Linked DNA regions of Mus musculus: regions 2 and 3 are each linked to region 1. Evidence: chromatin loops called from intact Hi-C (ENCODE). Cell type or tissue: gastrocnemius. All regions are shown on one strand.

Region 1 (8,000 bases):
CTACTCTCCTGAGTTGCAGCTCAGACCTGGGCTCTCATAGCTGAGTCTGCTTTGTTTTTCTCTGTGTGTCCTTCTTGCAGCTTCCAGCTTCTCTCCCTGGCTCTCCTGGGCTCGTCACTCTGGTCCCTCTTTACCTCATGGGGAAAAAAATTAGAAACTCGTTAATACCTGAACAGTAATTTCTCCCGTCAATAGCATTCCTGACTAGGGTGCCTCCTCACAGATGGAAAGCCCACCTCCCCACATCCTTCTGTCTGCTTTCTAAGTCTTTGAGACCCTATGCGGATGACATCATCTTTGCCTTTGAAAATCCATGTAGATGACATCATCTTTCCCGGGGAAGCGAGTCCTGGTGGTCTCACTTTAATGCTTAAGTGTATTGGAACCTACAACTGCTTCTTGATTTGGGAGGGTCCTGAGGCTATTTAGCCTCTTTTCAAAATTATACAATTAAAAAAAAGAAAGGAAGGGAGGATAAAAGAAAGGAAGGAAGGAAAGAAAAAAGTAAGGAAAGAAGAAAGGAAGGAAAGAAGGAAAGGAAGGAAAGGAAGGAAAGGAAGGAAAGAAAGGAAAGGAAGGAAGGAAGGAAGGAAGGAAGGAAGGAAGGAAGGAAGAAATGGTGCCACTTAGGTCAATATGCCTGTTACCCTTCCGTCAACTCCCTGAATCCTCGACTTATTTCTCTGTCCTCCTGATATCTACCCTGAGATGACCAGGGGCTGGCCTACAGGGAATATAGTCTCTTTCTAAAGGATGTTTGCCAAACTCTGAACCAAAAAGAAGCAGGACAAAGGGGTTCCACCATCCTTACCACTTGCCTCAGAGTCATAGAATACTGTCATTTGTTCCAGGATGTCTGGGGTACGACTTCATCACGTCTTTAACTGTGAAAGGAAATAAAACTTGAGACATGTGATTCATGTAATTTATGTCAAATAGCCCAAGAGTTCTTTGTGAGCTTTGAAACCTGGGGCTGAGAACATAGCAGAACAGGCCAGGACATGCCCGGGCAGGCCCGACGTTACATGTCCTGACTGGCCTGGTGCCTCCCTATCTCCCACCCTTCTGACAGTCTGTTGATGTTTAAATGGACCAATCATGTGAAACCGCGCCAATTCCTCCCCCAGCCCCACCCCTTTTCTATAAAAACCCCTAGCTTCCAAGCCTCGGGGTCGAATCCACTGTCTCCTGCGGGAGATACATTTCGACCCTGAGCTCCGCCATTAAACTACCTCGTGTTCTTACATCAAGTTGGCCGTCTGTTCGTGATTCTTGGGTGCACGTCGAATCGGGAATTGAGTGGGGGTTTCCCCACTAGGTTCTTTCAACTGCACTTTTATAGAATTGGGTAAACTTGAGAATTAATTTTACTATGGCAATAGTTTTTTTTTTTTTCCCCAGCCAGGCCCTCCCACCAATTCATTTTCCTATATTGTTTTCACTACAAACTCTGGCCTCGATATTCAAGTACCTGCCGTTGCTTCGGGGTGGGGTGCTGTCAGGTGAATGATTCTCCCCGTGGCTGAAGGACTAGGGATAATTATGGGGAAATTCTGATTCCTCTCCTGAACTCAAGAGCATACAACCTGGGCATTCTCGGAAATGAGGTTAGCCCTGGTTCACACCATTGTCCTAAGACATTGTCTGGTGGGCTCTTCAAATCCTAGGAACGGAAGCAATGACAGAGAACAGGAGTCGAACACTTTGCTTTCCCAAGCAAAAGAGTGATCTGTGCACGCCTTGGGGCAGGCCAGCGGGTGGGAGCTCGCGCTCTGGCAGAAGCCAGGAGAGCTTCCGACTAGTTCCTCCAATCCCTACATTCTGTGTGTCCCTGACACTGCTGTGCTCATCCTTTCTACCTGAGAAATGGTGACAGCACCGTCGTCGTCCGAGCGATGTGGCACCCTTACAGTGCTTGTAGCAGTGAGTCAAGTGGCTGCCACTCAGTAAAGGCCGTGTGAGAACTGAGTACTGCCATGCCCCAGACCGAAATGAGGCCAGAGAAGTTACAAGCCTCACCAAAGACTGCAAATCCCAGGAGGGGCCACAAGGCGCCCTGAAGGCAAACACCCCTCTGTCCTACACAGCTCTGGCTCCAATATCCAGGGAGCCTGCTGAGGCTAAACCATACAAACAATAAGTTCTCAGCTTTGTCCTGCTTCCCACCCACTCTTGGCAGGTAAAGGTCACTTGACCTGTCTTCAGGTGGCAAACCCGAGGATATCTACAAATCCTCAGGGCCCCAGCCCCAGCACCCCACCCCACCCCCAACCCCAAGGGCCTTTCATTGTTACTGTGGTTTGAAATGTGGGCGGGAACATCTGCTCAGGACCTTCTCCTCTGGCTTTCAGCGCCCCACCCCTCGCTGTCAGCACTGCGGGTTCGCTCTCCTGCACACTCCCACAGTGCTGTCACAGAACCCCGAAGATATTAGCATCTTTACTCCTTTGCTCTGAAGGTGACTCCGTGGCGCCCTCCTTCCAGCCCCCTCCTCTGTCCACTCCTACTTGTTATTCTAACGAGGCACCCTTCTCTAGGAGGCCTCCAGCTGCCTGGCCTTGGTGGGTGGGGTTGACTCCTCTAACCTCCCTCCTCTTTCTCAGAGTCACTTCTTTTGTTTCCTCTCCCCGGCTCTTTGAGATTAATCTCGTCCCCACTGTGCTTCTCCGCAAGGGGGTAGACTCTGGTGACGTCTTCAACTCCCAGTGCCCCCGTGCATCCCGATCAAAGTTCAGACACCTCATCCCAGGGAGAAAAATGCCCACTTGATAGTTTCACTCACCCGTCAGATTAAGGACACAGACAGCTACTGGGACGCAAAATTGTCATTGTTCAGGTCTCAGATCCCAGGGAGCTGCCACCTCTGACGTTAGTGAGTGACCTTGAGCTGACCAAGAGAAATGCTGCTCTCTTCTAACCTTCTTGGCAGCCAGAGTCCCCCCAGGGGAGCTGTTGTCTCAAGGATGAGCAAGATCAAGACAGGAAAATCACATCACTGTCTGCGGAGAGGAAGAGTCTCGGGCTGTTTTATGTGGTTAGGAAGCAAGTTTTGGTTGTTGTTGTTTGTTGTTGTTGTTAAAGATTATTGCTTAACCGGGAGGAGGAGGAGGTTAGCCATAAGGAACCTTTATTTTCTGATACGACCCCACCCTAACTCCAGACAAAAGGAATGCAGATGAGCGAGAGGAACCGCCCCTCTGGCTACCTGCGCCCTGACTTTTCTATTCGCAATGGTGAATGCGCTCCCTGCTTTCTATCCCGAGCCACGCGATTTCTTTTGCCACATGACACTGTGCCCTAGAGTATGGTTTATTACTTCTCCCTCTGTGCCCACAGGGCTCACGGTTCCCTCTGGTTCTTTCCAAGCCTTTTGCTTCCTCTGGACCAGTGGAGTTCCCTCCTTCATCCACTCCCACAAGCAGGTTCCTTTTTCTACCCTTCACCGCTTTGCACACACAGCTGCCAGGGAACACCGCGATCAGCACTGAAGGTGAACGGAGTCGCCAGCAGATGGCACTCTACAGAATGCTCTGAACGTGGCAGAACCGAATGGTTTAAAAAAAAGTCACAGAAAAGCACCAAGGGTTCACTCAAACCAGCGATCTCCATATTATTTTTACTTCTTATACACAGCAATAGAGCATTTGGTCATATACAGACACATTTATTCACTTGCAACATCTCTATCTTAAATGTTAATATTACATAAACATGTCTAGATAAATCTCTTAACCCGTTTCCTAATAGTTTCTCCCTCACTAGAATCAATATTATAAACCTTCCAGAGAAATCACTGATTTAGAGTATCTCAGATTTCCTTTTACCAGAAGGAGTGCCCTTTTCTTAATTACAAGAAGGTTTTTAATTGATTGGTTGTGTGTGTGTGTGTGTGTGTTGTTTTTTGAGACACAAACTCACAAGCATGTATTGGATCAAATACTTAGCTGTAGGCAAAATAACCAACTCACACTGCTTTAAACAAGAAAGGAGTATGTGAAGCAGCTTGTAGAAGAGTTTATAAGCCCAGTAAGACAAGGGTGGATGTAGGTGCCAAGAAAACCAAAAGGCTGCTAAGGTTTAAATTATTGGTTCGATTGCAAGCTGTTCTGTATCAGTAATCCCCTGGGGACCAGGAACAAAGCCTGTCATCAATATAAAAGGTAAACAGGCTTCAGCCACCCAGAGAGCAAAGAAAGCCCAGCTCCCTGGAAGTAATCTCTGATTCATACAGGTCACTTCCTCCACAGTAGTGTGTGCCTGCATCCTGAACCAGGCTCCAAGGCACCTACCTCTCTAATTCCCTGCCTCTGCAGTGGAGAAGAAACAAGAGGCTGGAAGGGACACTGTGGAAACCAGTGTACAGTATCTGCAACATTAAAAAGTGTCTCTGTGAGGAAAAAGTTTGACGGGCAGGTGCTGTGAGCTCCACACGACATCCTAGGCTCTGAGTTTTATCACGAACTGGGAGCAGGAAGGGTGAAATAACAAACTGTATGAGGGCACAGTGCTGTGTTGCAAAGGAAATCGCCATGGCTTTGGAGAGCCATTCACCATTGCATTCACCATTGAGAACACAACAGGTAGGGCTTGGGTGATTCTATTACTAGTTGGGGAAAATGTCTCCAATTTTATGGGGACAGATTGGTAGAGCATTCTTCTCTTAACCACTGAGCCATTTTGCCAGCCTGGTACCTCCAGATGTTCTGTGGCTGGTCCCAAAACAAACAACAGCAGCTACATCATTAGAATCATTAGCGTCAACATCAGCAGAGAAAGCCGATGAGGTTAGAGCTGGGGTTCCCTTGGTGACTGGTTGGTTATACGTGTGTGTCGGGCCACAGAACATCAAAGTAGCAGTGACTGAAACACACTAAATGTCTGTTTCTTTTCCGCAAAATTCAAAATGAGATGCTTACTGTGTTCTTCACAGTTGTCAGGAGTAAGACTTCAATGCATGTCCCCAAACGTACAACTGTACCATCTGTTCCAAGAAAAAGGCAAGTGAGATATGCTTTTCCTTTAAAAAAATGTGTGTGTATGAGTAGTTTGCTTACGTTACATCTCTGAACCACTTGCACGCTTGGGGCCCTCAGAGGCCAGAAGTCGTCTCCAGATCTCCCAGAACTAGAGTTGCAGACGGTGGCGAACTACCATGTGGGTACTAGGAACAGAACCCAGGTCCTCTGGTAGAGCATTCTGCTCTTAACCATCGAGCCATCTCTCTAGTCTCTTTGAAGCATAACCCTGAAATTGCACACTTCACTTCTCAGACCTGTTTGGAAAGTCGCTCCTTGGCCACATCAAGCTGAAAGAAAAGCTATGACACATTGTTCTTGCTAACCATGTCTTCAGAACTACTGTTATTATGGGGAAGGGGAAGAAGGGTGTCGTAGATAACTGATGTCCTGTGCCACATGTAGTGTGGTATAATCAGATTGCAAGAGCAGGTCTTAGGGAGCTATTGCAATGGTGGGACAGCCTCTTTGGGATCTTGAGACGACTGAAGACTAATGCCTCCCTAGAAAAATCTCACAGTTTGTGGTGCACATAGCCCTTCATGGAGAATTAAATAAAGGCAGAGGAAAGATGCCAGAACGACCTTGTACCATCACTCACTACCCACCCTGCTCCAGTCCCACCTTTTCTCAATTCACAGCCTGCAGTGAGACTCTAGGGGCACTCTTTAGTCCCCTACATCTTGTCACGTCGAGCTGGCTGAAATCCCAGGCTTCCCTCAACGTATCTGTATGATCTCTGTGATGTATCTTCCTTCTCTCCCTGTAATTCCATTTCCTCATAAAAATAAAACGTAAATAGAGGATCTGCCTCATAAGACAGCTCTAAGGATTAAATGAGCTAATGCATATGTTTGCTGGAAAATAATACAAAATAATAACTTTAGATTGTTCAATTTGTGTTTTGTCTATAAGTACTGCTCTAACGCGAAACCGCATGATAATAGAACTGTTTAAGATCCATGTGAGTAATTTTCAGTTGCATCAAGGCAGTAGAAGTATTTGCTATAAAGGATTTGGCTATCATCATCATCCAGAACATGATCAAACTTATGCTCTGACACCCACACCACTCGTCACATCCAACATCTTCAGACCTAAGGCACTTGAATAAAAGCCTTACAACCGATACCCCAAAGCTGCCACCACAATCCCCAATAGTTTGTTGTAACTGCCATCATGAACCAAGGTCATCTCGGTGATAGGAGTAATGATTAGAAGGCCACTCAAAGGAAATCCCTGAAGGTCTGGGAAGCTTTCCAAATACACACATACACTGCCCTAGAGATTGAAATCCCAGGCTTAACTAATGACATTGCTGAACCAGTTCGTACCGTTCACAAGAGCGGATTGCCTATCCCTCTTGTTGGTTCTATGCTCAGTGACATCCCATTGGTAGCTTGGAGTCAGATATGGTGGGAACGTCCACACCATTGATATCTTCATTCCCTGTAAAGCAAGAATCCCTCACACCCTCTTAAAGATGATCACCAAGTATTTAACAGCAGACCACTGCCGTGCACCATGGAGACAGGTTCACTGAAGGAAGCGATTCTATTACCAAGAATCACATGCAGTTTTTGGATCTGCTTTCTGGTACAGTGGCTTGGGACAGGGTCCAGAATACAATGTTAGGCAGCGTGTGGAGCAAGACATGTGGGTACTGCAGTAGACGGTTTCCAGGACAGCCAAACAAGTTGTTTTTCAAGGTATAGGGAGACATCCATTTGTTTGAAGGGGCATGGTGAGAAGCTCTGTTGTGTGGGGACAGCAGGCTCATCAGACACAGCTTTTGTCTCTATGATGTTTCTGATGTAGGCAGTCGACAAGACATGATTACAGAACTAAGTGACGCATGCTACCCAGCAACAATGAAAGAAGCATAAGCGACTTGTGCAGAAAAAATAATTGCTCAAGAACCAGAGGACAACAGAGTGGGTGTCTACTATGAAGCAGGCATAGTTCTGGATTCTGAGGACTAAAACAAGCCAAATAGACCTCATCACATCACTGTGCCTCCCCAAGTGTGGTCAGGCAACTGTTCCCATTAAAACCGCTGTTTTTATGGGAGCAATAACGGTCAGTGTAAGTGTATGCTATCTCCCAGCCAGTGAGATAAGGTACTTTATATTGATTGTAATATCATTGTTAGACCAACCCTGTGTTTTATCTATTACCATTTTATAGCCGGGAGAAATGGAGACAAATGAGACTAATTGTCTTGCTTTACCTTATACCATGAGAACATGGCAGAGTGGTGATTCAAACCTGAAGGTCTGACTCGAGTGTTCATGTCCTTTCTATTAAACAAGCAAAATACAGAACAAAACTCATTCTTAGGGTCTAAAGTAACTGAAGGGCAAGCTCTAGGACTGGAGCCGCAAGTCTTTCCATTTTTATCCTGGTCCCTAAGTGAGTCTGGTTTCTTCACGTGTTGTGATACAGTTCCCTAGAGGTGATTTCTGATAATTCTATAAAGGATTATAATAAAATAACTTTAGAGTAAGTTATCACAGAATCGGGGGATGAAGGATGTGAAGTGGTCATGGAAGGTTCTTTAAGGGAGTTTCTCACACCTGCAGCAGAGATAGACCCCTTCCACATGGAGATGGATTACTGCGGCAGTGCCATGGGAAGGAGAGCTGTCTGGCACCTGGGGAGGTGGAAGACGTTCACCGTTCACAGTGGCTAAAGGCTGGGAAGGCAGATCTCCTGACTAGGGGAACAGACAAGAGTGATGAGTGGAGGTGAGTCAGGGGCACATGTACAAGGCTGTGATGTGTGTGCCCTGCCTGAAGCTGACACATCTACCAAGGAAAGAACTGCCCTTGCACAAAGATGTGGCCCTGGTCAGATCTGGAAGGAATGTACTTGTAATTTACATATAGCAATAGGGAGATGTGGAGATCCTAGAATGTTTTATAAAGGGGTTGGGCATGGTCGGAGTTAGATGACTGAGGGAGGGATAACGCTGTGAAATCCAGA
Region 2 (8,000 bases), 95 kb after region 1:
TTCAAACCGTGACTTCTACCAATTTCCACAAAGCCATTCAGGGTGTGGGAATTTAAATATTTTTGGTAATTAAGTATAAATAAGAAAGCATCGTATTATGATCCCATCCAGTCGTCTTCTCATTAAACACATGCCATTTGTAAAACTCCAAAATGGAACGGAATTCAGCAGCTATTCTGCATAAGGAATATCCATGTGATGGAGGAGCAGCTAAAGAGCTAAGGGTCTGCATCTTTCTCTCCCGAGCTCCAGGGCTTAATGAATAATGTATATCAAGATGCTTAGCTGTGAGAAAGACTAGTTCTGTCAAAGGCTACCAAATAAGGAACTGCGGGGGAAGCCGGGAAGAGTGACATGAAACCCCGCCCACAGAACCAACTATGCACCAATCACATTCCATCTCTGCTCTAGGAGGGCAGGGGGTACGGTTGAGGCTCAGTATGCTTCGTGATTGGTTGGCGAGGTGAGCCTCTGAAGGAAAAGAGGCTTTCCTTCCCACATGGTGAACGCCATTTAATAAAGGTCTCCCTGCAGCCTGTGAGATGAATGGGGCTTCCCCCTCACAGGGACGGATAACGACCACAAAACCATCAAGATCTGTAGACGTTTCTTAAATAAGCATTGCCAGTCTGTGTGGATTCTGATACCATCTCAATGCGCACAGTCTCTCTCAAATCCCAAACACGTGGCTTTCCTGGTGATAAAGGCAGCTTTGCTCCCTCCCCTGCCCAACACACAGGCACAATCATAATGAAATGCCACTGGTCCAGACTTCACAACCGAGAATGCATCCCTTCTCCTTGGGGAAGGCTGCGGTCAAAATCCTTTGTTTCTATTTTAATACCGTCACACTCTAAAACTTAACAAAGTCTAAAATATAAATCTGACTGAAGGAGGGCGGGAGTATCTGAAAGTTCATGGCTCTGTCTGGATATAGAATGCAGTTATGCATACAGATTCCAGTTTCTATATTCTGATCAGAAGAACATTTTTATCATCCCAGATGAAGCCGAGAAAGAACTGAATAGCTTTTAGGCATGCAGAGCTGAAACTGAGAGCAAGCCTACCTTGTTATCCTGAGGGCTAAAATGTACTGGACATTCTTGTGGGAAAGCCAACCTTTTCTATTCTGCTCGACATGGTATTATTCTGTGTAACTTTTATCCTAAGAGATCTTGTGGGTGAGAAACAAGAGAAATTCATTGCTCTTAGTCTATTGCAAAGTTCTGCATAAGGTCTATATTCTTGTCACTCTGTCCTTCTAGGACTCCCTGCCGTGGTTACTCTACAGCACCCTACATCATCTCTGCCTCCTGGTTACTCTATGGCGCCCACCCTGCCCCAGGCCTGCCTCAGTATTTTTCACCCTAACACCTGTCTAGCACAGCAGTCCTGCAATGTCCTTTTCCATAATTCCAGGTACTTTCAGCCAACTCCGTGCTGAAAATGCTAAATGGAAGACCCCAGAAATATTCTCAAGGTTTTAATAACACTGATGATAGCAGACTGTTGCTAATATTCTAGTGTATTTTTTATCTTTTTTTTTTTTTTACAAAATAGTTACAGTTTCACATAACTAAGAAAAAACATACAGCCTATATAGGGTTCTGTACTATCCACTTCGGCAGCAGGGGGCCCGGGAGAGAGGGAGAGCCTGAAACACACCCCAAGGGTGAGGGTGGTAAAACACATCCCAAGGGTGAGGGTGGGAAAGGCCTTCTCTGCCTCTGATATTACTATCAGGTCTTTTGCTGCTGGGGTTCTCAGACACTCATCACACCTTTGGGTTCATTTCCTACATTCCTCTAACCCCCAACCCCACTTCTCCACCAGAATAACCCAGCAGAACACCCCTCGCCTCTCCTCTGTCCTCCATTTTTCTTACCTTTGACATATCCTGCCTTATTTGAAGACACTTTGCACTCCCTCCCCAGGCCTGTTTCTGCGGGTTTCTCTGGCCATGCCTTTCTTTGCCTTCTGTTAAGGCTTCCACTCTGGCTGGCCACGGGCTGCTGCTTCGGGCCTACGCTTCTTCATGACGACTTCTCGCCTGAACTTCGGTACCACGTTTCCAAACTCACCATACTCTCCCATTTCAAATGTCCTGCCCTAACGTCACCTGGAACTTCTTCAAAACCGTGAACCGTTTTTCTATTTAAAGTAGTCCGTATAACTACTCCAACTGCAGTCACTGGGCCCGTGTTTCTTCCAGTGCCTCAGATGAAATCTGTGACTCTTTCTGTCCATTCAGTGGGTATCTCGTGTGAGTCACAAGCTATCAGGTGTTTAACATAAATCATCCAAGCGAATCCTTGAGTAACCCTAGGGTGTTCCCTTCCACCAGCCTACTCCTCTTCTTCGAAACATTGTGACCAGTCCTGTCTTCTGTAAGATACCATTTAATCTGGTCTGTTCCTTCCTGTCTCCACTCTCAACACGTTAATCCGAATCATCACAGAGGCGGAGAGCAGCTTCGGTGTCAACGCCCCTATCCCCCACTTCCACGCACAGTGAGACCTGGGTGGGAAAATGGTTTTCCCCACTGCACGCTGATACTCAGGATATGGATTTCAACTTGAACTTGAACGCCTTTAGTACCCAGCTTCTGCAACTGTGCGTCAGAACCCCACATGAGACTGAATGCAAGGTCACAAAGTTTTGCAACAGTACAACGTTTCTGAACACACAACAATAGAAAATCAAAATCAAGTGCACGATGAATCTGAGGCGTCTGGTGTCACCTGGGTTGTATATAATGTGACTTCATAGGACCCTGGCTAAGACTGCACGGTATGCATGCTCTGCACTGTGAGGTAACACCACAGAGCAATGCTGGAACAAATTTGGCTCAAATCAGGTTATATGTTATTAATTGCCAGGCTTTTACTCTGCACACAGTGAATCCAATTACACGAAACACACTTTATATTTTTCTGCCATTCTTGGCCAAGTTAACTATCAAATTGAGTAGCTTTGGGTTGTATTGCTAGTGATTTAGAAACTACTATTTGAGTTGCTGCCTTGAGTGGTCCTGCTTTTTAAGCCTTGCGACACATTTTGTGTGATTGAGATTAAAACACGATTTCCTTTTTTCAATTGCCCCTAACCACATTTCTGCCACGTTGTACTCTGTGTATTTATTATGCAAAGGGGTGTTGCTGTTAGTATTGAGGATTACAAAACTAAACGGCTGATCAACTCCAAATCACACTGAAGCGACTGTGCATCCTACAGTATCAAACAGCCACAACTTGACTCTGCATAAAAAATCAAACAATCAGATCCATCCACCAGCGTGCAGATTTATTTTATTCTTTAATAAGTTAGGGAAAACCTGTTAGGCACACCAAGAAATCATTTTACAATGCAGCTCTTTGTGATTATTATCAGTAAATTTTAGGTTAATACATTTATTTTATAGACCCATATGTTTAGGGTCACGTGAAGATTTCTCAGTCACAGGTCACAAGTGGGTTAAGTTTAAGAAGCCTCACTTTAGCATACAGTCCGAACTTCTAGGGTGCCCACTGCAGCAATTTAATCTGCATAGAAATACCCTAGCAAGCTGTAACATTCTACAGTGACACTGAGCTGGCCTTTGTGATCAAATGACTCTCTGACTGTGGCATCCAGATCACGGGAGGCCTTACACATTTCACCTTGCTGCTTGAACGTGCCACAGTGCCGATATGAAGGAGAGTCTGAGGAAGTCATGTGGACTTTGTGGAAGAGGAGAGGGACAGAGGGAACAGAGAGCAGCCCCAGGAAAATCTGCACACATTTCAGTTACTAACCAGGGGAGTTTTCAGAGGCTCACAGCCCGGGAACACCTGATCGCAACACACCCCAACACCCCCGACCTCACACCACAAGATAGGAAACACCTTTTGAGATAGGGCCATGAAAAGGTAATCAATGAACAACACACCTGGGCTGTAAAGAGAATAGCTGTCACACAGTCAGGAAGCCACAGACAGGGCTGGGATCTGAAATCAGACAGTGTGGCTTCACAGTACTCTCAAGTGACAGAGAGTAAAGTACCTCATAGCACTGCACACAGCAGGCAGTACTGCCTGTGTGTCGACGGAGGACGATCGATCGTATATGGAAGAGTCGAAGGCTGACTTAAAATGGGACAGCATTCAGTAGGGCAGGGAAGGGCTGGGGGAGGTGTACGTACGTGTGGGCGTGTCCCACGGGACTGGCTCTCACAGCACCTCAGACTCAGGGAGGTCGTCTTAGCAGCAGTAGTTTATCACACAGCACTCAGGAAACTGAAAACATCTGATCCTATATAACCAATCATATTCGTTTTATACCCTTCTACATAAAAATGAAAGACACAGAGGGAGATGTGTAGTAGCCAGGAATAAAGTCAATATTAAGTAGGTGCTTACATATACTGTTAACGCTTAGATTATATTGACAGATGAAAATGTGATTATTAATTCCTCCATACAGAATTCTGAGGCATAACTGAAATTCAGACGCTAAATTCAAATAGCTATCACAAACTAGGGAGCCTCTGTTTGTTTTTCAAGTGCCTTGAGATAGTTTTAGGGGGTGTCAATAACAACCCAGAATTCGTTTATAATCAATCCTTTAAATTATATAATTTAGAATTTACTTTCACATGATAAAAACTCTTTCCTGAGAAACTCTATTAAGAAAACCTGACCGCTAGTAGATCCACTGAATCTATTTGTATTTGGCGCCCCCTAGTGATAAACCACATGAATTTGACTTAACCAGCTCTGAGGCCCAGACTGGCATCACAGACAAAATGGGAGGGTTTGAATAGGGAACGAGACTAAACCAAAACATGACAAGGCAGAGGCCCAGAGAGATCAAATGTACCATTTCATAAGTGGTATCTGCTCTTGAGAGTATCATAAACATTTAAGACTGACCTTTAAGACCTAAGTCATCCTCTGAAACATCCAAGACTAAACCATGACCTGATTTTTTTCCCCCAAAATGACTTTATTTAAAACAGCAAATAAATACCCGAAACACTTATTTAGAAAGAGTCTGACACCGTACGTACTATGTCTGTTGAGGAGTTCCTGGAACCAAATTAACAGGAACCTAAGTTGATGTTTGTATTTTCATTTCTTGGCTAAGTGGATTGACTAAGACACATTAACATATGTGGTGGTTTGAATGAGAAACGAGAATATCACGCATAGGCACAGATTTCTGAATACTTGGTCCCCATGGGTGGTGGAGTTTGGGCTGTCTGAGCTTGTTTAGAGGTATGGCCTTGCTGAAGGAAGTCTATCCTAGGAGCAGGCTTGAGGTTTAAAAGCCACACAACTCTTCCTGGCCTCTCTCTGCTTCCTGCTTGCGGTTCCAGATAGGAGCCCTCAGTTTTCCTGCCCTTAGCCACAACACGTCTCTTCTGCCATAATGGAACACCGAGTCAAACAAAGCCTTCCTTCTACCGGTTGCCTTGGTCATGGTGTTTTACTGCAGCAAGAGAAGTGACAAATTCACACAGCGTTCTCCATTCATTGATACAGCTTGGATTCATATAGGCAGCTGTGTACATCCAAAGCTATTTTGTCAGCTTAGCTGAAATCACCATCATCACGGCTATCCCTAGCATGACACTGGCTTCACTGAGGAATAATCAATGCAACTGGCCAAAGGCCACATGAAGGGAGGCGTCTTTGCTTCTACGTGTGAACGGAGGAGGTCAGCCTGTCACCGGTGGCACATGGCATGATTTTATGCAAAGGATGTGCTACAGACTCCATCAGAGCAAACGCCGAACTGTTACAACTAATTAGCAAAAACCAACGCCTAAGAGGATGCTCTCGCTCCGCATCGAAAAGACAGACGATGCTCACTGGGTGCTGACTCTAGTCCATGTTCTAGATCTGCTGGCCAAACCCAACCATTCTCAGAAGCCGTGTGCTTTCCGAGTCTGGCCACTCTTGGGAAGTTTTGTCCCTACTCACCGGTCTGTTCTCTTTCTAGTCGGGGAGAATCTGCCTCCCATTTTTAGCACATGAACATTCCCCTCTCGTAAGACGGGTTTGGGTCTAAGGCAGAATTTCCCAGAATGCAATGTAAAGAACATCTATCTTGTAAAACACCTTCAGATGATGTCCACTGTGAAATTGTCATTTTAGACACAAAGCGAAGCATTTATGAAGGTTATATACATTAACATAGTCGAAAGATGTACTATGTATGGTATAAGAGCTATACTATGTAACCTGGTTTATATTTACCTTTTATTTAACATTTCCCAAACTAACTTTACTACTGAACCCTTCTTATGACCAGCAAGTAGCAACAGCCCACAGCACTGAAGTTTCATAGAGCACTCCTCCAAAAGTAACAGACTCCCCGCACTAGATACAAGTAATTTTTAATAGACATTCACTTACTATCTCCACAGATGACTGTTCAGTAGCTACCTAGGAGCGGAGAAGCAATAAAGCGGCAGACCAAGTAAGTAAACAAGTAAACAAACAAATAAACAAATGAGAAGAGGCCAAACATTAAAGTCAGGAAAGCTCCCCAGGTTGAGAACTGAGACGGGACGCAACGACCTAGAAAGAGACAATTGCAGTGCTGTTCAAGAAGTGTGTGCACAACCTGTCTATCAACTGGGAAGACATCAATGCGGGTCATGCAAAGGCTGGAGAAAGAGAGGGGGGTGGAAGATCAGGGAAGATTGGCTGATGGACAGCAGCAGGAGTTCTGGTGTACCCTACAGAGTATGCCATGTATTTCAGAAACCTAGAAGACAAGACGTGTTTTCACCACAAGGAAGTGCAAAAGAGGTGTATTTCACTTGATTTAAGGGTTTCATTAAGTAGGCATGTTTTGTAATATCACATGATGGTATCCTATTAGTACGTACAGTTTTTTTTTTGGTTTTATGTATCAATTAAACACAGTGTCCAATTTTAATAACTAAAGAAGACTTGAGGCAGAATCCACCATGCAGAATGAGGCCACGAGGGAGGACACAGAGGCATCCTGGAAGGCTCCGAGGAGATGGTTTATAATTTAAACCCGGCATGGTTTACATCTGTAACCTCTTCAGACAGGGGAAGAAAAGAAGCTCTGGGACAGAGAGAGTAGCCAGAACTTTACAAGGTGAACCCTGGGGTTAAAGAAAGGACCTACGGTGCAGACTTAGGTAGGTTTGAATGCTGCTAGCCCCGAGATGGAGATGGAGATGGAGATGGAGATGGAGATGGAGATGGAGATGGAGATGGAGATGGAGATGGAGATGGAGATGGAGATGGAGATGGAGGGGTCCTGGTGGGAGGCTTTGCAGGAGAATAAGGGCAAGCTAACCTCCCCTCCAGTAGCAATATGTAAGTGTGCAAAGATTCCATGTGCTTTTTAAGCATTCCAGGATCTTCCACCCCTCCCCCCTCCCCTACCCCCACATCCTTCTAGCGTTCTGGACTAGGAAGGCTGCCAGGGAATTCTGAAAAAGCCACCTTCAGATACTCCAAAGGCACCACATTAAAGCAGATTCATCGCTTTAAAACTTTTCTTGGTGTCTTTAGAGTAGTCCCGTAGAGAGGGCTTGTATAGACAATGTGTTGGTTTAAAATCCCACCTCACGTCACGGGGGATTAGGACTCTGAAAGGCTGACTCACTCAAGGTCACACAAAAAATAACTAAAGGTAGAATCTAGTGTCCACCAAGAGCAGTATGTTCATTAAGTTGTGTGCAATTTAAGTCTTTCAAGAATGAAGACTAAATAATAATACATTTTTAAAAGAATTATTTATTTATTGTATGTATATGAGTACACTGTAGCTGTCTTCAGACAAACCAGAAGAGGACATCGGATCCCATTACAGATGGTTGTGAGCCACCATGTGATTGCTGGGAATTGAACTCAGAACCTCTGGAAGAGCAGTCAGTGCTCTTAACTGCTGAGCCATTTAAAGTAGTATAATAATGGAAGTGAGGCATGGTGGTGACTCAAGGCTAGAATTCCTCCAGCATTCAATATAGTAAT
Region 3 (8,000 bases), 61 kb after region 1:
TCAACATAAACCGTCACATGTACCTCGTCAATTGGTGAGCTATAGGTTCAGGGATCAGCCCTGTACAAAGAAGTAAGCTGGAAACCAACTCGGTGTCTACTGCATATCAGGTTTTTATTAAACAGGAAGTGAACAAAGTAATTGACCAGATGATTGACTGAAATGGTCAAGGATAGACCTACTTTAGAATGGATAAGACCAGTAAGCAGAGACAGACAGTTAAGGAGCCAGAGATACCTAGAGAGGACTATGAAAATATACAGGAATCCGTTGAAGGACTAAGACCTTTTACCTAGAAATGAAGAGTGCAGGGAGTCAGAGAGCAGCAGTGCCTCACTTTGGGGGACATTTTATTCTCTATATTCCATTGTTCTGGCCGCTCACCTCCACTGTCTTGTCTTCCTGCTGCACCGGAGCCAGGCCTTTTTAAGTGAAAACTGAGAAACAAGGAAGAGGCATAGTCCTGCCTCCTTTCAGACCCAGTTTTAGCCCGTGGGCATACACATGTCTGCAGAAAACACCTGCCCTTCGGTGTGAGCAGGCGGCATGTAAGTCAGAGTGTCTAGCAACCAGAGCCCGAGGAAGGAGTGACAGTTAATTTGGGAAGTGTAAGCCTCTAAGTGGTGGTAAGGATAACATGACTAAGGCGAATCAAGGGAGTGAAGTGGAACACAAGGGAAGGCAGGAAGTAGGAAGCACACAGGCACGAGACACGTTTCTACCATGAGCATCTAGGGCAGTAGTTTTCAACCTTCCTAAGGCTATGACCCTGTAATACATTCCTTCATGTTGTTGTGCCCCCCCAACCATAAAATTATTTTGTTGCAACTTCTTAATTATAATTTTGCTACTGTTATGAATAGTAATATAAATATCTGATATGTGGGATATCTGATATGCAACTCCCCAAAGGCATTCTGACCCAAGATTTCAAATGGCTAATCTAGGGGGTGTTATAGGTCACATGGAAGGTGCTTCAGTGGAGAGGGAAACACAGGGATGGTCCTGTTGGACATCAAGAGGATGCCAGACCTTTGAGTAATCCAGGAAGAGAAGACACAAAATGGCCTGGCTCCTTCTCATCTTGGGATTCCCAATGGTCGAAGCTATCTCCATGAAGAGTTCCTTTCTTAGGACTTCTGTATTACATAATTTGGCCCCTATGGGTGCCTCTTGTGATGGCTGATCTCAACCCCTGTGTTGTATGGTTCTATTCCCATTACTAAAGCATAGAGAAACATACATATTCAGAGAAAATCCAGCTGGGCAGTAGAAGGCCAAAAAGGTGCTCATTTTCTGTCCAAAATGTTACTGTTTATTTAGAGAGATGCACTTTCTGTCTGGCTTCATCTCTACTTTTTATGTCATTTAAGTCTTTATGCCCTTTGAATCTTTGCTAGCTTGTGATGACAATCATTGCCCCTGAGTCATAGCCAGTGCCAGGTTTTCTTTACTGCTGAAGGGCATTAGTAGCTGGTTACCCATTCTTTTCTGGGTTGATTGAAACTGGCCAAACAGGTCAATAACACTATTGTTCAGATTAGTCTTGATCAGGTGACTTGATGAAAGGCCCACCGTGATATGTATCATTTGGCCAAATGCAATATATTAGAAAGGGGTTGAAACGACGTTTGCAAGGCCAGAAGAGGGAAAACCAACACCATGATGTCTTCAATGTTATCACCTAGACTCCAGCACATGGCAGTCAGGTGGAACATTTATTGACACCCCTGGAGATTTTATTGCCAGAGCTGGTTTGTGATTCAATCATTTGATTTTCCATAGCAGAAAGTATACAGTGTTCCTGGGAGAGGCTTTGTAGACAACGGTATATTTAAACTAGATCTAGAGGTGTAAGCAGAGAGGGGGTAGTATGAAGGACATAGACGTATCATTTAGCTGAAGCACAGGGTGCCTGCCTATAACTGGTAGGAGACAGTTATAAGGGATTTAGTTCCATGAGATCCTTTCATCGTTACATAGCACACCGATAACTAACTCAGGATAGCATGTTGCCTTGAATGCTATAGCAACGGAGGACCCATATTTCTTTTTCTTTTTTTCTTTTTTGATTGGATATTTTCCTTATTTACATTTCAAATATTTCCCCCTTTCCAGGTCTCTCCTTTGGAACCCCCCCATCCCATCTCCCTTCCCTCTGCCTCTATGAGGGTACTCCCCCACCCACTCACCCACACACCCACCCACTCCCATCTTCCTACCCTAGCATTCCCCTACACTGGGGCATCTAACACTCTCAGATCCAGTGGCCTCTCCTTCCATTGATGTCTAATAAGGACATCCTCTGCCACTTACGTGGCCAGCGCCAGAGGGCCCATGTTTCTAAGCTTTAAAGAAATAAAAAACCAATTTCAGCCCACCCATTAGGTGTGTCGATCACTGATCCAAGCAGTTAGTTTTCAAATATTTCCAATGGCATTCTTTAACTCCCATATCTAATTCCTTGCCATACCAAATCTGGCTTTCAGTAGCCTGGCAGTTGCTGGCTAAGCAGTCTCTGGATATAGACAGCCGCCTGAGCAGCAGCAGCTATCCTTGGCTTCCTTTCCTACCCTCTGACCTTCACATCTGGGGAGGTGGGAGAGGCAATGGAGGAATGATCTGTTTCTGCCTCCCTGCCTAGAGACTGTAAATGAACAGTGAGAAACCAAGTAGGGCTGGGAAGAAAGTGAGCAAAGTGTGAAGACAGACGCCCCTGAGGTGAGAGACTGCCTGGTTCTGATTAATGCTGGTAAAACACGGTGCCCTGTGGGAACTGGGCACAGAGCAAGGGCTTCCTGCTACAAGCTCGTTCTGATAGTTGGTTCCGAACAAGGACCACCAGAAAAAAAAATCGCCTCTCAGACAATAGGACTTTTAAACCTTGGCAGGGCTCAGCTGTAGAAACCATGTCTGTTGGCTTTGGAAGTCTAAGCAGCCATCAAATGCTCGGCTAAGTGGTTCAATAGTATGAAGGGCTCCATTTTAAGCTGACTGCTCGCTCTCTTGGGTCTGTTCTCTGTCCATCAGGATCTGTGTGGGGAGGGCCACTATAACCTTCCTTGCCTCAGTACCATGGTCTTCTGCCCAGGGGCACACACCTATCTCATATCTTTATTTTCTGGATTTCCCCCCACCCCTTTATAGTTTTATCCAGGCCTTTCCCTCACTGTAAAGTCTTCTGAGCATGTCCTAAATCTATGCTGAGTTGAGTATATAAATAAAACAAGTCTATACTAGCACCAGAACAAGTAGCTTTGGAAATGATCTGTGGTGTCTCTCATGAAAGAAGGATGCAGGACATCGAAGGTGTCCCAGTCAATTTTAGTCCTCGATCTACACAAAATGGAGGTAGTGATGAAGATGCTGTTGTCATCATGGTTTGTCAACAGTAACTTTCAGTATTTAGGCTGTGGAGTCTTAGCTGTCTGTCTTCTTGTTGGAGCAACAAGATGGGGTGAATTGTGGTGCCACTTGTAGGCCATTTAGGGTATTGGCTGGGGGACCTTGGGGGACACAAAAGGGATCTAATGACTTCCATCTCCTAGCACTTGCAAGTGTTCTGCATGTGGTGGCTCCCACCTGTAATAGCAGCATGTGGGACACTGAGGTTAGAGGTTTACCCTGAGTTAACTATAATGGGTTACACAATGCATTCCAGGCCAGCCTGGGCTACTGAGTGAAACCTTGCTTCAAAAACTATCTCTTAACTTGTAATTGGGATAGGGAAGGAAAGCTGATCAGAGATAAAATTAGACCAGAGATATTTCAGATACTTCAGTAGCCCCCCCCACCTTCATATACACACTTCTTATAGGATGTGTAGGAGTGTCTGAAGGTTTCTATAGGGAGATGTTCTCAACTACCTCCCATCTCAAGAACTTCAGTGAACAATGTAGAATCTAAATGCCAATCAGCAAGCATGGTTAGCCGACTAGATTAGTGTTTACCACATGCTCTTTCTATGTATTTTTCTTCTCAATATTCCAACATCCAGCTACTTTGTGTAGTGGAAACCAGAGATAAAAGTCAACCAGCTCTGATCTTGTTTCAAAGTCAAATATCACTGAAGGACAAACAGGGGAGGGGAGATGGAGAGATGGAGACAGAAGATTCACAGTGTAGGAAAAGGAGAGGGGGGAGGGGAGGGAGAGAGGCGGGGAGAGAGGAGAGAGAGAGAATGTATGTGTGTGCATGTGTATATGTATTTGTGCAGGGGCATGTATGTGAGTGCATGTGTAAGTGTGTGTGTGTGTGTGTGTGTGTGTGTGTGTGTATGTGTGTGTGTGTGTGTGTGTGTCTATAGATTTTATCTCAGTGGTCTTACCCAACCAAGGAACAAAATTATTCAGATAAACCCTACCTATATTCTGACCATGTGTAACACCAGCCTTCTTGTCACGATTCTGTGTATATGCACTGAGCCGCTCTATGCCTCTGTCTCCCCAGAGAACAAGGCCTAGGGGGAGTGGACCATGGTTTTCCTTCACTCAAAAACCCAGAAGCTTGAAATATGCAGAGCAGTGTCTAAGTAATTCTTGAACATTAAAATGATAGCTTCTAGTCCACCAAAAGATGTATTTAAATGCAGATGGCCCCTTCTTGGACCTACTTAGAAAGCTGTGTATTGTACTTAGTATGTCCCACAAGTGAATTGAGGGGGTTTTGTATGGAAGGACTGACGTCCTAGGGTCTCACAGGTTATAAATATCAGTGCTGACATGAGATCACCAACCTGTCATTTCGGAAAAGGCCATTCCTGTCAGAAATGTGTGCTGACTAAAGTCACACTATTTGTAAGAGACAAAATCGTTAAGTAGGCAGAATCAACCCATGCTTTTATTTTCATGGCATATAAAAATTTGATATGAAGGTATTGATGTACAGTGCTATCCCCATGGGCTGTAAGAGAGGCTAAGAAACCACTGACAGATCCATCGTCTGTGATGCTCGCACACAGTTCACCACTCTGAAAACATACCCAAAGAAATAAAGGGATAAAAAAACTGAAATCAGCAAAGGATGTATTTTCTCAGTATAGTGTCCCATTTGTACTGTTTAAAACAAAAGTAATCAAATTCCTTTGGGCCAGGGCTGCTAAAATCTACAGTTTGTGTCAAAAAATAAAATGAAATAATAAGAGGCTCTTTTTTTTTCCCCTAGAAAAAAAAGAATTTCTTTTTTCTACGTCACATATTCTAAGGGCTGGGCTATGGTGGGAGGTGGCCACCTTTTCCACAAGGAAGCTCTTGTGGCTTTCAGGACTGGCCACTGTACAAGGCTATGCTTAACAATTCCACGTGGACACACAAAAACAATTTTCGAGAGACATGGATTCTTTATTTTACATGAATTGGCATCATCATATAACTGTGTTTACGCAGGTGACTGACGTGTACATATCTGTGCACGTGTCTGTATGCATATGTATGACACATATGGACTATGTATCATACATATTTCTAAATTTGGTTAGTCTTGGAGACGAGGAGAGTATTTAAAATAGTGTAATGTCTTGGCATGGCAGGAAGCCGGTGAACACAGGACTGACGAGATCAGTGAACTATGGCTCCCATTTCAAATCAAATTCATCTTCCTGTGAGGACCAGAAGCCAGAAGGCCATTCTCCAGTCCCTAGAGAAGAATGTTTTCTTGGTGTGTGGTTTGGGAAGAAGAAAACCAATCCTGTGTATCCAGGTGTAGTAGCTCCCGGCACTCAGCTGGTAAATACGCACCACCAGTGCCATTGTGCTCCGTGGCAACATGTATGTCAGAGGTTTTGTCTCACAAGGGTCAGAAGGTTCTCCAGCCGTGATCTATAGTTTTGCAATCCAATCAATGAGGAGCACGGCTCCAAAACGCCCAGCCCGAGCCTCACTACCACCTAACTTTGAATTGCAGCAAAACAGAAGAAAGTATTGGTTATAGTTAAGGCACAGCCCTGGGACCAAAGACCTGCAGCTATGTTATTTAAATTTATATATCTTTATGTATTTTATATTTTTCTTGAATTTTTCCATAAACGAGCTCTATGATGACGAGACTATATTACAGAAGAAACAGAAAAATGTACAAGGAGCATGTATACACACCATTCATTCTCTCACCAAGAGTTTCCAAATATGTCAACACCATCCCAGCGCGGGATGATGTTTTAATAAGAACCGATAATTTACAATTAACATTACAGTATGTACATTGCAATAAATACACGGTTGTAAACAGACAAACAAGACTGTATTACAGGTAAGGTCATTTGGTGAGGAAAAAAATGCATGGCACAAAAAAATAAATAATGCATTAAAAATTATCATAAAGCTTTCTGTAAAATCTGTTTCATTCAAGTTTTTTTTTTCTCTCCTTATCTGTGGTTTGTTCTATCTCCACTGTGTTACTGCGACTTACTGATGTGGATGAAAACGTAATGGAAACAGCGTTATCACGTTCCGTAACTTGCAAGCTGAAATGTACTGGTTTTATGCAAATCTTAGACTTCTTTCCCCCCATACAGTACCCAGATATTGCATTTTTTTTTCTTATGGCGTTTTAGGGGATGTGAAGCCACTTGTATAAAGATGTTCTTGTTAATGCGTGAAGCACACTTTGACAAGAGTGAGCCGGGGCGGGGCATGGTCAAGGAGTTGGGGTGGTAAGCAGATGGCTGAGTAGGTCTGGTGTACTAGTCCCTAACTCTTGGCTATTGTGTGTCCTCTACAGCTTGATTGTCCATCAGTGGATACCTCGACAGCACAATGCCATTCAAAACCAACACACTACACAACAAATGCTCCACTACTGTAGCTGTAAACACCTGCAGTATGGATCTGTTTATGACATATTGCTTATTTACTTACTTACTTACTTACTCTATTATGAAGACTACAGGCACCCTGTAGGGGGTGGGGGGGTGGGGGAAATGCCACACGTAGGGAGGAAGGAAAGCGAGAATGATTTCGAAAGGGGGATAAACTCTAGACTCATCGCCTTTTCTTCTAGACCTCCTTCAGGGATCCGTGAAATGAAAAGAGAAACAGGTGCCCCAGGTTTTGTGAAATCTCTGGTCACACAAAGGCTGACTGTGCACCATGCACTCTTCACAAGGAAAGGTGGCTAGCCCGCCAATGATCACTTATTTGATTTTTATCCCGCCCTATGCCACAGATCAGAAACACTTCTGTACCAAAGGCTCTAAGCATCGTTTGGATTCAAGAACTTGAAACAAGGTTTGTGCGCAGCCTGGGTGATCTCCCTGGCTGATGACTTACTTTCTCAGTCACTAGCCTCCAACTTCCTGGAGAAGTTTTATTCATATTTTTTTTCCAGACTTAGGACTTTTCTTAAACGTTTCCTTTTCCATTTGGTCATATACCACCCTCTCCTTTAGTCCCCATTTGGGTGCCATAAAGGAAAATTAGCATGGGCTCCAAACCTTACACCAAGAAGACAACTAAGGTCTAGGCTAGACACATGCTGCACGAGGCTGACTGGTATCAGCAAGTTAACCCTGGGAACTAAGCCATAAATTCACAGAGTTCCTGGAGCTGAAATCTGGATTCCTCTCTTAATGTTCTACTGAGGCAGACTCACACAATCCACTGGTTTAGATCCCATCGCATAACGATCCGCCTGGAGCCAGCGGTATCATCCACTCTCCTTTAGTGTGTCTGCAGCAGTCCTTCCTATGGGACAAGCTGATGGAGCAAGAAGAATCAATAGCAAAGTCCACATGTTACCAGACTGTCCATTAGGAGAGAGCAGCTTCGACACTCAGAACCACTTCCCAGGGCTGCTCCTCACGGAGGTCTCGCTTCCCTGGGCAGTTCAAACAACAGCTGTCCTGGTATTTGTCGATAGAGACAGCTGACAGTCTTAAGACCTGCCTATATAACACTTAGCATGCTTTTCCTCTGCAACCTCAGAGGAAAAAGCTAGAGAAGACAGAACCATGTAGAAGAATTGAACTTCAGCCCTACCCTGACAACCTGTTTCTTTTTCCTCGG

The links. Hi-C counts contacts between places; a loop is a spot of excess contacts. Peaks named below come from ENCODE experiments on the same cell type or tissue, not always from the same donor. Only the 100,000 strongest peaks of a DNase experiment are listed, where the experiment ranks them.
Region 2: a loop joins it to region 1, with 7 times the contacts of the local background. A loop is called at or near these places in 33 of 42 quality-filtered maps.
Region 3: it touches region 1 in a loop (2.4-fold over the local background); 6 of 42 quality-filtered maps call a loop at or near these places.

What each region holds. Positions count from the first base shown.
Region 1 is chr13:110,014,027-110,022,026 of GRCm38, reverse strand. It overlaps Gm32881 (a long non-coding RNA gene), which reads right to left. Exons shown (of 5, transcript XR_382897.2): 2 at 4,917-4,981; 3 at 2,783-2,999; 4 at 812-884; 5 at 1-134. Among named protein-coding and RNA genes, the nearest start is that of Gm32881, 12 kb to the right of the region's middle. In gastrocnemius, a CTCF peak has its summit at 3,504 (motif pointing right); DNase peaks (open chromatin) are centred at 2,067, 2,926 and 3,492; H3K4me3 peaks cover 1,191 bases; H3K27ac peaks cover 1,159 bases.
Region 2 is chr13:109,919,166-109,927,165 of GRCm38, reverse strand. The region is part of intron 8 of Pde4d (phosphodiesterase 4D, cAMP specific); the gene reads right to left. Among named protein-coding and RNA genes, the nearest start is that of Mir1904, 19 kb to the right of the region's middle. In gastrocnemius, a CTCF peak has its summit at 4,729 (motif pointing left); DNase peaks (open chromatin) are centred at 403, 1,679, 4,174 and 4,729; H3K4me3 peaks cover 4,062 bases; H3K27ac peaks cover 7,884 bases.
Region 3 is chr13:109,952,782-109,960,781 of GRCm38, reverse strand. It overlaps Pde4d (phosphodiesterase 4D, cAMP specific), which reads right to left. Exons shown (of 17, transcript NM_011056.3): 17 at 4,813-8,000. Among named protein-coding and RNA genes, the nearest start is that of Gm32881, 50 kb to the left of the region's middle. In gastrocnemius, no CTCF peak of the experiment used is centred here; no DNase peak of the experiment used is centred here; H3K27ac peaks cover 369 bases.